2 separate regions of the Homo sapiens genome follow, and region 1 is linked to region 2. A link is a loop called in an ENCODE intact Hi-C map of the cell type or tissue named here. Cell type or tissue: B cell. All regions are shown on one strand.

Region 1 (5,000 bases), 260 kb after region 2:
CTGTGCCCCAACAAGTTCAATCATATGGTCAATGATTCAATCAATCCTGCCTATATAATAAAACCCTCATAAAAGCTCTGGATACCAAGGTCAGGGAGTTTATTGGTTTGTGAACACATAGATATCCTAGGGAGGTGACTCCTGGTTCCACATAGAGATGGCACAGAAGCTTTGCTTTCAGGACCCTTCCAAGCCTTGCCCTATGCGTCTCTTCATCTGACTGGTCCTGATTTGTATTCTTTATGATAAAACTATAATCATAAGGACAGCACTTTCTATATTCTATGAGTCATTCTAGCATATTATTGAACATGAAGGGGTAGTGGGAATCCCTGGATTTGAAGCCAGTTGCTCAGAAGAGCAAGTGGCCTGGGAACCCCACTTGCAGCTGGCGTCTGAAGTTGGGACAGTCTTGTTGGGAAATGTGCCCTTTAACTGGTGAGGTCCAGCTAACTCCAAATAATCAGTGCCTGAATTGAATTGAAGTACATCAGTTGGTGTCCAAATAACTAGAAAGAAATTCATGTACGTAGTTAAAAATTTAGGAAATTCAGATTAGGCAAACTGAAAAAATATCTATAAATCACAGTCCGAAGATTATTCTATTAACTTTATGATACCTATCTATTGCAGTAGTCGTCTTTTCATATATTTAATATTTTTTACATGCATGGATACACTGTGGAATTCTTTTAACTCTAAAGAAAGTGTAATCTTGACACAATTTAAAATGTAATTTCTTTGTTTTTTAGTGTTTCCATGTAAATATTTACTTTGGAGAATAGTGAGTTCAGCCTCTGCAATCAAACAAACCTAGACTGAAATTGTGGCTTCGTTGCAGATACTTTTGCTGTTTTTGTCTTAATTTCCTCATCTTTTTAATGAGAGTAAAGGCAATCAGAGTTACTCCACAGGATACTTTAGGAAATAATGGAGATAATTGAGAAAAATGGCTAGACTAGCTTAGTAGATCTCACTAGTCACATATAGAAAATTTATATTTACTGTTTATTAATATTTTATTGATATTCAATTACTTAACTTTTTGTATATATTTAAATTCACATTTATGCTATTTGCACTAGTCCAAATAAAGTACTTAACAATTTTTATGTCATTTAAATTTCTAATATATTTGAATAAATGCTTAGAGTTTTATGTTTTGATATAACTTCTAAACAGCTATTAGAATATATTAATAGCTAAAATAAAAATCAAATATAATCAAATGAAGGCTTTTTTTTTTTTTTTTTTTTTTTGAGACAGAGTCTCGCTCTGTCGCCCAGGCTGGTGTGCAGTGGCTTGATCTCAGCTCACTGCAACCTCCACCTCCCTGGTGTAAGCGATTTTCCTGCCTCAGCCTCCTAAGTAGCCATGCCACCAGGCCCGGCTAATTTTTTGGATTTTTAGTAGAGGTGGTGTTTCACCATGTTGGTCAGGCTGCTCTCAAACTCCTGACCTCGTGATCCACCCACCTCGGCTTCCCAAAGTGCTGGGATTACAGGCATGAACCACCGAGGCTGGCTGAAGACTCTTTTTGAGGCCTGTTCTTCATTTCACACTTCAAACATCATCACAATATCAATAAAGAGAATATGTTTATACATACAGTTAAAATGAAGACATACATAGTAAACAGATTTAAGATATGAAAGAAAAACATTGGAAAACCAAGAAGATACCTAAGAGAGTAGAAAGTTTGTCAAAGTTTGTCGTTAATTTTGTCAGGAAAACCTGGTTTTCCTGGAAGCCTCATGTAGGGGAGGAAAAAAATATTTTCCCTCTACACTTCTGAGTTCTCAGCTAGAGCCCTTGTGACAAAAGACAGATTAAGAAGAGAAAAACAAACAAGTTTATTAACATGGGTACAGCACATGTCTCATGTGAGTGTACCCAGAAATGAGTAACTAAAAAATGTGACTTAAAACTCCAGTTTATATACAGCATCTTTAATAAGATCAATAAGTTTTTAGAGAAATTAGAAGACAAAGGAAAAGGATTTTGAGTTTTTAGGAGTGACAAATTGTGGGAAGGCAAATATATACGAAATTAATGGTAGATAAAGGCTGGTTAGTAAAGTTGTTATGCAGATTGCTCTGGTGCCCTCTCCAGGCTGATGAGAGTCTGATGTTGTCTCTGGTGATTAATTTTTGCCCTTTCTGGTAGAGAGGGGAGGAGAGACACCTCCGTACATTTATGTCCTGCTTTTAGGCAAATAGGGAGAGGGCAGAGAGTTTTCTTGTATCTGCTTCTTCTTAGTTGCCCTCAACTCAAATATTCTTTATGTCAATGTGGCATATTTTGGGGTGGTGTGTCTTGCCACCCTTCACTCAAAAACAGCTAATCTCTACCCAAAAAGAGAATCCTGGCTGGGCGCGGTGGCTCACGCCTGTAATCCCAGTACTTTGGGAGGCCGAGGCGGGTGGATCACGAGGTCAGGAGATTGAGACCATCCTGACTAACACGGTGAAACCCCATCTCTACTAAAAACACAAAAAATTAGCCGGGCATGGTGGCGGGCCCCTGTAGTCCCAGCTACTCGGGAGGCTGAGGAAGGAGAATGGCGTGAACTCGGGAGGTGGAGCTTGCAATGAGCCGAAATCATGCCACTGCACTCCAGTCTGGTTGACAGAGCAAGATTCCATCTCAAAAAAAAAAAAAAAAAAAAAAGAGACAGAGAATCCTTCCCCTAAAAGGAGACCCTAAGTATCGGCCCTTACCCCTTGCCTAGTGTGCCTGCCTTTATTCAAAATGTGAGACTCAAAACTTATTCGAATGTTACTCTTTTATTGTCTCACAATAAATCCAAGCCCATAACCATTTCTTGTAGGAATTAGTCTTTTTGAGACACTTCACAGTACTCACAAGCCTAAAGACAGAAAACTAGATTTTTTTTTCTTTTCAAAGAATTTAACCCTTGCTTAATAATAATCAGCTGTGACATTTGGATTTAAGTGTGAAGTTACTAACAAACATAGCACTCCTAGGTAGAATCCACCCAACCATGACCATGAACCTCCAAGTCATAGCTTGAATGTACCCATTGCATTGAACGGCCTCTACTTTTTTCCCAAAAGCCCAAATGCCTCTGTGCTATTTCTGTCTCATTTAAATTTAAGCTTCTTGGCCAGGTGCAGTGGCTCACGCCTGTAATCCTAGCAGTTTGGGAAGTCGAGGCAGGCAGATCACTTGAGGTCAGGAGTTTGAAACCAGGCTGGTCAACATGGTGAAACCCTGTCTCTACTAAAAATACAAAAAAAATTAGCTGGGTATGGTGGCAGGCACCTGTAATCTCAGCTACTCGGGAAGCTGAGGCAAGAGAATTGCTTGAACCCAGGAGGCGGAGGTTGCAGTGAGCCAAGATCATACCACTGCACTCCAGCCTGGGCAACACAGCAAGACTTTGTCTCAAAAATTAATTAATTAATTAATTAAAGCTTTTTTTTTGTTTTTATATCCATTTTTTTTATTTCCTTCATAAAGATGTACATTATATTACATTGACACATTATATTCACCTTATTTTGTAGGGTCACCATTGACCTAGGCACTATAGGGGGAAAAAAAATGAAACCCAGTCTGCACTCCACATGACTTGTAAAAACAAGATATAGTCATCAACACCTCCAATATTGGCTTACACAATAGGCTATAACAGTGGGTTAGAGTTCTCCAAGTGCATGGGGAAAGTAAAATCAATTAGTGTATGGGTAAAACAACTCAATAAAGAACTTTTAAATATTGTTTTGCTAAGTATTCTGTGACCAAAATGTGAATTTTATCTCTTCTAAAATGACTGTACATACATATAAAGATTGTGTCGACCCCAAAATTCTGTTTTGTTCTATTAAAAATTAAAAATAGGGGCAGGGCACAGTGGCTCACACCTGTAATTCCAACATTTTGGAAGGCCAAGGCAGGAGGATCACTTGAGCACAGAAGTTTGAGAACAGCCTAGGCAACATGGTGAAACACTGTCTCCACCAAAAAAGATACAAAGATTAGCCCAGGGTGGTGGCCTGTGCCTGTAGTCCCAGCAACCCAGGAGGCTGAGGTGGGAGGATTGTTTGAGCTTGGGGAAGCCAAGGTGCAGTGAGCCATGATTGTGCCACTGCACTCCAGCCTGGGCAACAGAGTGAGACCTTGTCTCAAAAATAATAATCATAAACAATTTTGCCAAGATTTCTGGATAGTATTTTCCTAATTTTTTTTTTTCTTTTAGATGTAGTCTTGCTCTGTCACCAGGCTGGAGTGCGGTGGTGTGATCTCAGCGCACTGCAACCTCTGCCTCCTGGATTCAAGCAATTCTCCTGCCTCAGCCTCCCAAGAAGCTGGGATTACAGGCGCATACCACCACACCCTGGTAATCTTTGTATTTTTGTAGAGATGAGGTTTCACCATGTTAGCCAGGATAGTCTCAAACTTCTCACCTCAAGTAATCTGCCTGCCTTGGCCTCCCAAATTTCTGGGATTACAGGCATGAGCCACCGCACTCAGCCTAATTTTTTAAAAAAATCTTTTGAGCTTTAATTTGTTTCTAACATGATACTCCTGTATCAAGAATAGATGCTTCATCTAATGAGATTGTATTGTTCGGGCTCAGAAACCGATTCCCCAAAATATGGAGCTTTGACATACTGAACTGAAGAAGAGTACTCAAGGTCTTTCGGACCTTCCCCCTATTCCTCTCTCTCATTTCTCTATCTGAAAGCAGAGAATGAAGTTGTTCTCTGAAATTCCCTTATCTCTCTAAAGTATAGACCTGCCAAAGAAGAAAACAATTACCTCTGGTCTCTTCTCTGAGTTTTCATTAACTGAAAACTCATATCGCAAGAAGACTGAAGTCTGTCAACACACGGAGACAAACCTTTGCCACAAATCATTGTCTGGTCTGTGGGCCAAACAGACTTTGTCCTAGGCTGTTATGTTATTCAAGCCTATTGAATTCCCCTAAAAATCACTTAATACCCCTGTAAAATCATCCACACTTCCCCAACTCC
Region 2 (5,000 bases):
GGTTCTTATCTCTGACGCAGGTAGTCCCTACTGCTATGTCGTTCCCCTATTGGCTAGGGTTGGACTGCATAGTCTAAGCTAATTCCAACTGGCTGTTTTAAAGAAAGCAGGGGTATGAACCACAGTGGCGGGGTGAGCAGTTTCAGTGGGAAGGACGGTTACAGAACAGGCGATTAAAGGTGATGCAGGTCAGAGCAGATGACCAGGGGTGACTCAGGACAGAGCAGGTGACCAGGGGAATAGATGTGAACTACTGATTGGAACTGGTGGAAAAGGTTGTTTACTGAAACTAGGGGCAAGGAGATGAGGTTAAACTTTAAAGTGGAGAACAAAGAACTGAACATACTGACATACTGATTCTTTGAAGAGAAATTTAGAACTCACTGTATTTAACATGGGGCTTAAATTGGACAATAAAGGATGAGAAAGATTCAGAAAGGAAAGGAACAGAGTAGAGGAAGTAGGAATGAGCAGCAGACTGATGGTGAGATCAACTTGCAGGGTGTGATGGCTGGAGTGACTAAGAATTCTACTGCCTCTGTTAAGAAATTGCTCAACTCTAGTCTGAGTTCTTACAATTCCTAACACATACACATATGAATATATAAGTCCTTGTATTATTTTTAGTTGTTTGGCTGTTTTTTTATCAACTGATTGATGTTCCATGAGGTTAAGGATCATGCATTATTAATTGTTCTTAAGGCTTCATATTTATGATTGAAAGGAAAAATTAGGAAAGTTTCAGATGACTTCTGTTTTGGATGATCTGTATTTAAGATGATAATAAGACATCTACTTGGAAAAATATTTCCAACAGAAACAATGATATTTCAATAATGGAAAAGAATTTGGAATGGGAAGACAGATTTTGACAAGTGTTGGGAACAGGCCCCCAAATCTGGCCATAAACTGGCCCCAAAACTGGCCATGAACAAAATCTCTGCAGCACTGTGACATGCTCATGATGGCCTTGACGCCCACGCTGGAAGGTTGTCAGTTTACTGGAATGAGGGCAAGGAACACCTGGCCCACCCAGGGCAGAAAACAATAGCATGAGCGATCTGTGCCTTAAGGACATGTTCATGCTGCAGATAACTAGCCAGAGCCCATCCCTTTATTTCGGCCCATCCCTTTATTTCCCGTAAGGAATACTTTCAGTAAATCTTATCACTGGCTTGCTGTCAATAAATAAGTGGGTAAATCTCTGTTCAAGGCTCTCAGCTCTGAAGGCTGTGAGACCCCTCATTTCCCACTCCACACTCTATATTTCTGTGTGTGTCTTTAATTCCTCTAGCGCCACTGGGTTAGGGTCTCCATGACCGAGCTTGTCTTGGCAGACAAGATTCATGAAAAGGGTAGTTGAAGATATGTAACAGTATTAATTCTCCAAGAGTATGAAATAAATATCACTAGGTTCAGACTGAACCTTGGAAAACAAACAATTTGAGTATAAGTAAGAACAAAATTTATCAATGATAAAGAAAAAAAAGGGGGGTTAGTTCCATGGTATATTAACCAGAGAGTCTCAATCCCTTATATTTTACTGGGCCATTTCTTTGATATTTCTGGTTATGTTTCCTAGATGCGCTAACCAAGTAGTGTCCTAATGCTTAATGAGCATGATCTCATTTACCATAGTAAGATGGGTGTAAAGTAGGCCCATATAATCCGAATGAAATTTCAATTATGCTGAGCAGCTGGTTCTATGACATGTTATCTCAGCTGACAGTACTATCTCCAGGTGTTTTATCACTTCTCATCTATTTAAAACCGAGTCCCCCTAAAGCTGGTAGCTTTAAACTAATAAATATTGATTGAGCATCTAGTGCCTTATAATATTGTGTTAGGAGGACTTACAAAAATGGGTAAGCAGATGTGTGAAGAAACGCTAGGAGAACAGAGAGGAACGAGTAATTAATTATGATGAGAAAGTTGGAGGTTAAAGAGCAGGGCTCCTGATGGATGAACATGTCTTGGTGGGCATGTTGCGGGAGGGGAAGACGGGTGAGAGTTTTGTTGGTGGAGAGGGAGACAGTCAGGGGAAATCCGGTAGAGACCACAAAGCAGAACAGAGACTTCAAGGGGCATGCTGGTAAAGGCTCCCATAGTACCTTGTGTTTCTCAAGGGCAGGGGGTCAGTGTTGGTTTAACTGCATCCTCGGCACACAGGAAATACTATTTACCGTGTCAATAAATTTCAGGACAAGCGGGGTTGTCCCCAAGTGTCCTACAAAACGGCGGTTACTCTTCCCAAGGGAAGCAGGGGATTGGGGATGGTCCTCGCAGCAGTTTCTTTTCGCAGACAATGGCAGATCTGAGACATGTGGCACCCCTCCCCGTTCCACCTGGCTGGAATGGGCAACTCCTCTTACCAGTGACCCCAAATTCAGGATCAGTAGGACAGCCCCCACCCCACGCCACCAAGCCCTCAGCGCTCCACTATGACGTCACGCGCGGCGGCGGTAACTATGGAGACCGCCAAACCCTCACTAAATGCGTAAGCGCGCCTGCGTTCCCAACGCCGAAGCTGGTTCTACCTTTCTCCGGGATTCCTCTGAGGGCCAAGGTCTGGTCACCCAGAGGCTGCTAATTTCAAAGGCAATATGAGAGGGACTGGATGTTTGGAGGGGGACACGGGGCTGGACATCTGGATCCCCAAACCCGGACTCACCTCTCGGACAGGGCTGATTCCGATCGGACACTTCCGGTGGAAGGACTGAGCGGCGCTACACTTCAAGAATTCCGTCCACAGGGACTTGTGAGTCTGCGCAGAAGGCGGGATGCCTTTGGACTACAATTCCAAGAATCCTTCCTGGGTCTCTTCGGGCGCAGACTTTTCGCCAAAGTCCTGAAGATCTCAGGGCTTGAAGGAGGGGGCATCTTTTTTCTCCATTGTAGTAGTGTGTCTTGCTAAATAACAGAAGGGACTCCTGAAAAGAAAATGACGTTGGCCGGGCGCGGTGGCTCACGCCTGCAGTCCCAGCACTTTGGGAGGCCGAGACGGGCGGATCACGAGGTCAGGAGATCGAGACTATCCTGGTTTACGCGGTGACACCCTGTGTCTACTAAAAATACAAAAAAAAAAAAAAAAAAAAAAATTGCCGGGCGTGGTGGCACGCGCCTGTAGTTCCAGGTGCTCGGGAGGCTGAGGCAGGAGAATCGCTTGAACCCGGGAGGCGGAGCTTGCAGTGAGCCGAGACCGCGCCACTGCACTCCAGCTTGGGTGACAGAGTGAGACTCAGTCTCAGAAAAAGAAGAAGAAGAAAAAGATACACACTCGAGCACACATTTTCTCAGCAAAGCAATTTACTTCTATAGAAGGGTGCGTCTCACGGATGGAGCAATGGCGAGAGCACACCTGAACAAGGGAGGGGAAGGGGTTCTTATCCCTGACGCAGGTAGTCCCTAGTGCTGTGTCGTTCCCCTACTGGCTAGGGTTGGACCGCACAGTCTAAGTTAATTCCGATTGGCTATTTTAAAGAGAGCAGGGGTATGAGCCGGAGTGGTAGGGTGAGCAGTTTCAGTGGGAAGGACGGTTACGGAACAGGTGACTAAAGGTGACTCAGGTCAGAGCAGGTGACCAGGGGTGACTCAGGACGGAGCAGGTCACCAGGGGAACAGATGTGAACTACTGATTAGAACTGGTGGAAAAGGTTGTTTACTGAAACTAGAGGCAAGGAGACGAGGAAAATGAGGAAGTTAAAGTTTAAAATGGAGAACAAAGAATTGAACATACTGACATACTGATTCTTTGAAGAGAAATTTAGAACTCACTGTATTTAACAAGGAGTTCAAGGCCAGCCTGGCCAACATGGTGAAACCCCGTCTGTACTAAAAATATAAAAATTAGCTGGGTGTGGTGGTGGGCGCCTGTAGTCCCAGCTACTTGGGAGGCTAAGACAGAAGAATCGCTTGAACCCAGGAGGTGAAGGTTGCAGTGAGCTGAGATCACGCCACTGCACTCCAGCCTGGGCGACAGAGCAAGGATCCATCTCAAAAAAAAAAAAAAAAGTTTATTCGGGAATAGGAAATTGCAATAAGAATAGACGTGCCAGAGTAAACTATGTTTCTATTCAGGGAGGTAAAGGAAGACAAAGGTTTTTAAAGGAAGAATGGGGAGGATTATTTAATTGTTTTGAAATCATTATTCTTGACTACAAAGATCGGTAACGAGGATGACACCAGTCTGAGGTTAGACAAACAGTTGCTGGGCGGATGTCCTTGCAGAGGTATTTTTGGTGTAAGATGGGTTTTGCAGTCATATGTGATAGTTTTCTTATGAGGCATACAAGCCTGAGAAGTGTCTCTTCATAGCCCTCCCTGGCTCTATCTGTCAGATTATTGCTTTTGTTTTTATTTTTTAACACTAGTGGGCCGGGCGTGTTGGCTCACTTTTCTAATTCCCCGCTTTGGGAGGCAAAGGCAGGAGGATTAATTGAACTCAGGAGTTCGAGACCAGCCTGGGCAACATAGTTGGGACCTCGTCTCTACAAAAATTAAAAAAAAAAAAAATTAGTCGGGGGTTGTGGAATGCACTTGTACTCCCAGCTACTCGGGAGGCTGAGGTGGGAGGATCGCCTGAGCCCAGGAGGTGGTGGCTGCAATAGTGAGCTGTGATTGCACCACTGCATTCTAGCCTGAGTGACTCCTGCCTCTATTTAAATCTCAGGTGGTGAAATTGAAGCCCACGCAGCAGGGTTGCAACTGAAACTTCATCTCCTCTGCAAAACCTTCCTGCATTCCCAGACAACTTTTCTTCTGAGGCCTTGTTTGATTCATCCCCTTACCCCAGTGGAACTCAGATATTCAAAATGGTATTAATTAAAACCACTGGCTGTCATTGGTCCATGCATGGCCTTAAAGTGTGAACATTTTTTAATCCATTACCTAGTCTATAAGAACTGTAGATTGACAACAACTTAGATTTAATACTACTCTTTTTCTAGTCCCTCTCTATACTACCTCTCATCCGAGGAAACACTATCACAAATTTTGTATTT

What was found. A loop is a pair of places that touch in the nucleus more often than their neighbours do. Peaks named below come from ENCODE experiments on the same cell type or tissue, not always from the same donor. Only the 100,000 strongest peaks of a DNase experiment are listed, where the experiment ranks them.
Region 1: it touches region 2 in a loop (2.7-fold over the local background); 4 of 110 quality-filtered maps call a loop at or near these places.

What each region holds. Positions count from the first base shown.
Region 1 is chr6:27,816,999-27,821,998 of GRCh38, reverse strand. No RefSeq gene overlaps it. Among named protein-coding and RNA genes, the nearest start is that of H2BC14, 4.5 kb to the right of the region's middle. In B cell, a CTCF peak has its summit at 2,080 (motif pointing left); a DNase peak (open chromatin) is centred at 2,108.
Region 2 is chr6:28,078,642-28,083,641 of GRCh38, reverse strand. It overlaps ZNF165 (zinc finger protein 165), which reads right to left and starts at 3,074. Exons shown (of 4, transcript NM_001376491.1): 1 at 2,672-3,074. RefSeq lists enhancers at 2,629-2,748, 3,549-3,618. In B cell, no CTCF peak of the experiment used is centred here; DNase peaks (open chromatin) are centred at 2,091, 2,561, 3,471 and 4,181; H3K4me3 peaks cover 2,763 bases; H3K27ac peaks cover 3,043 bases.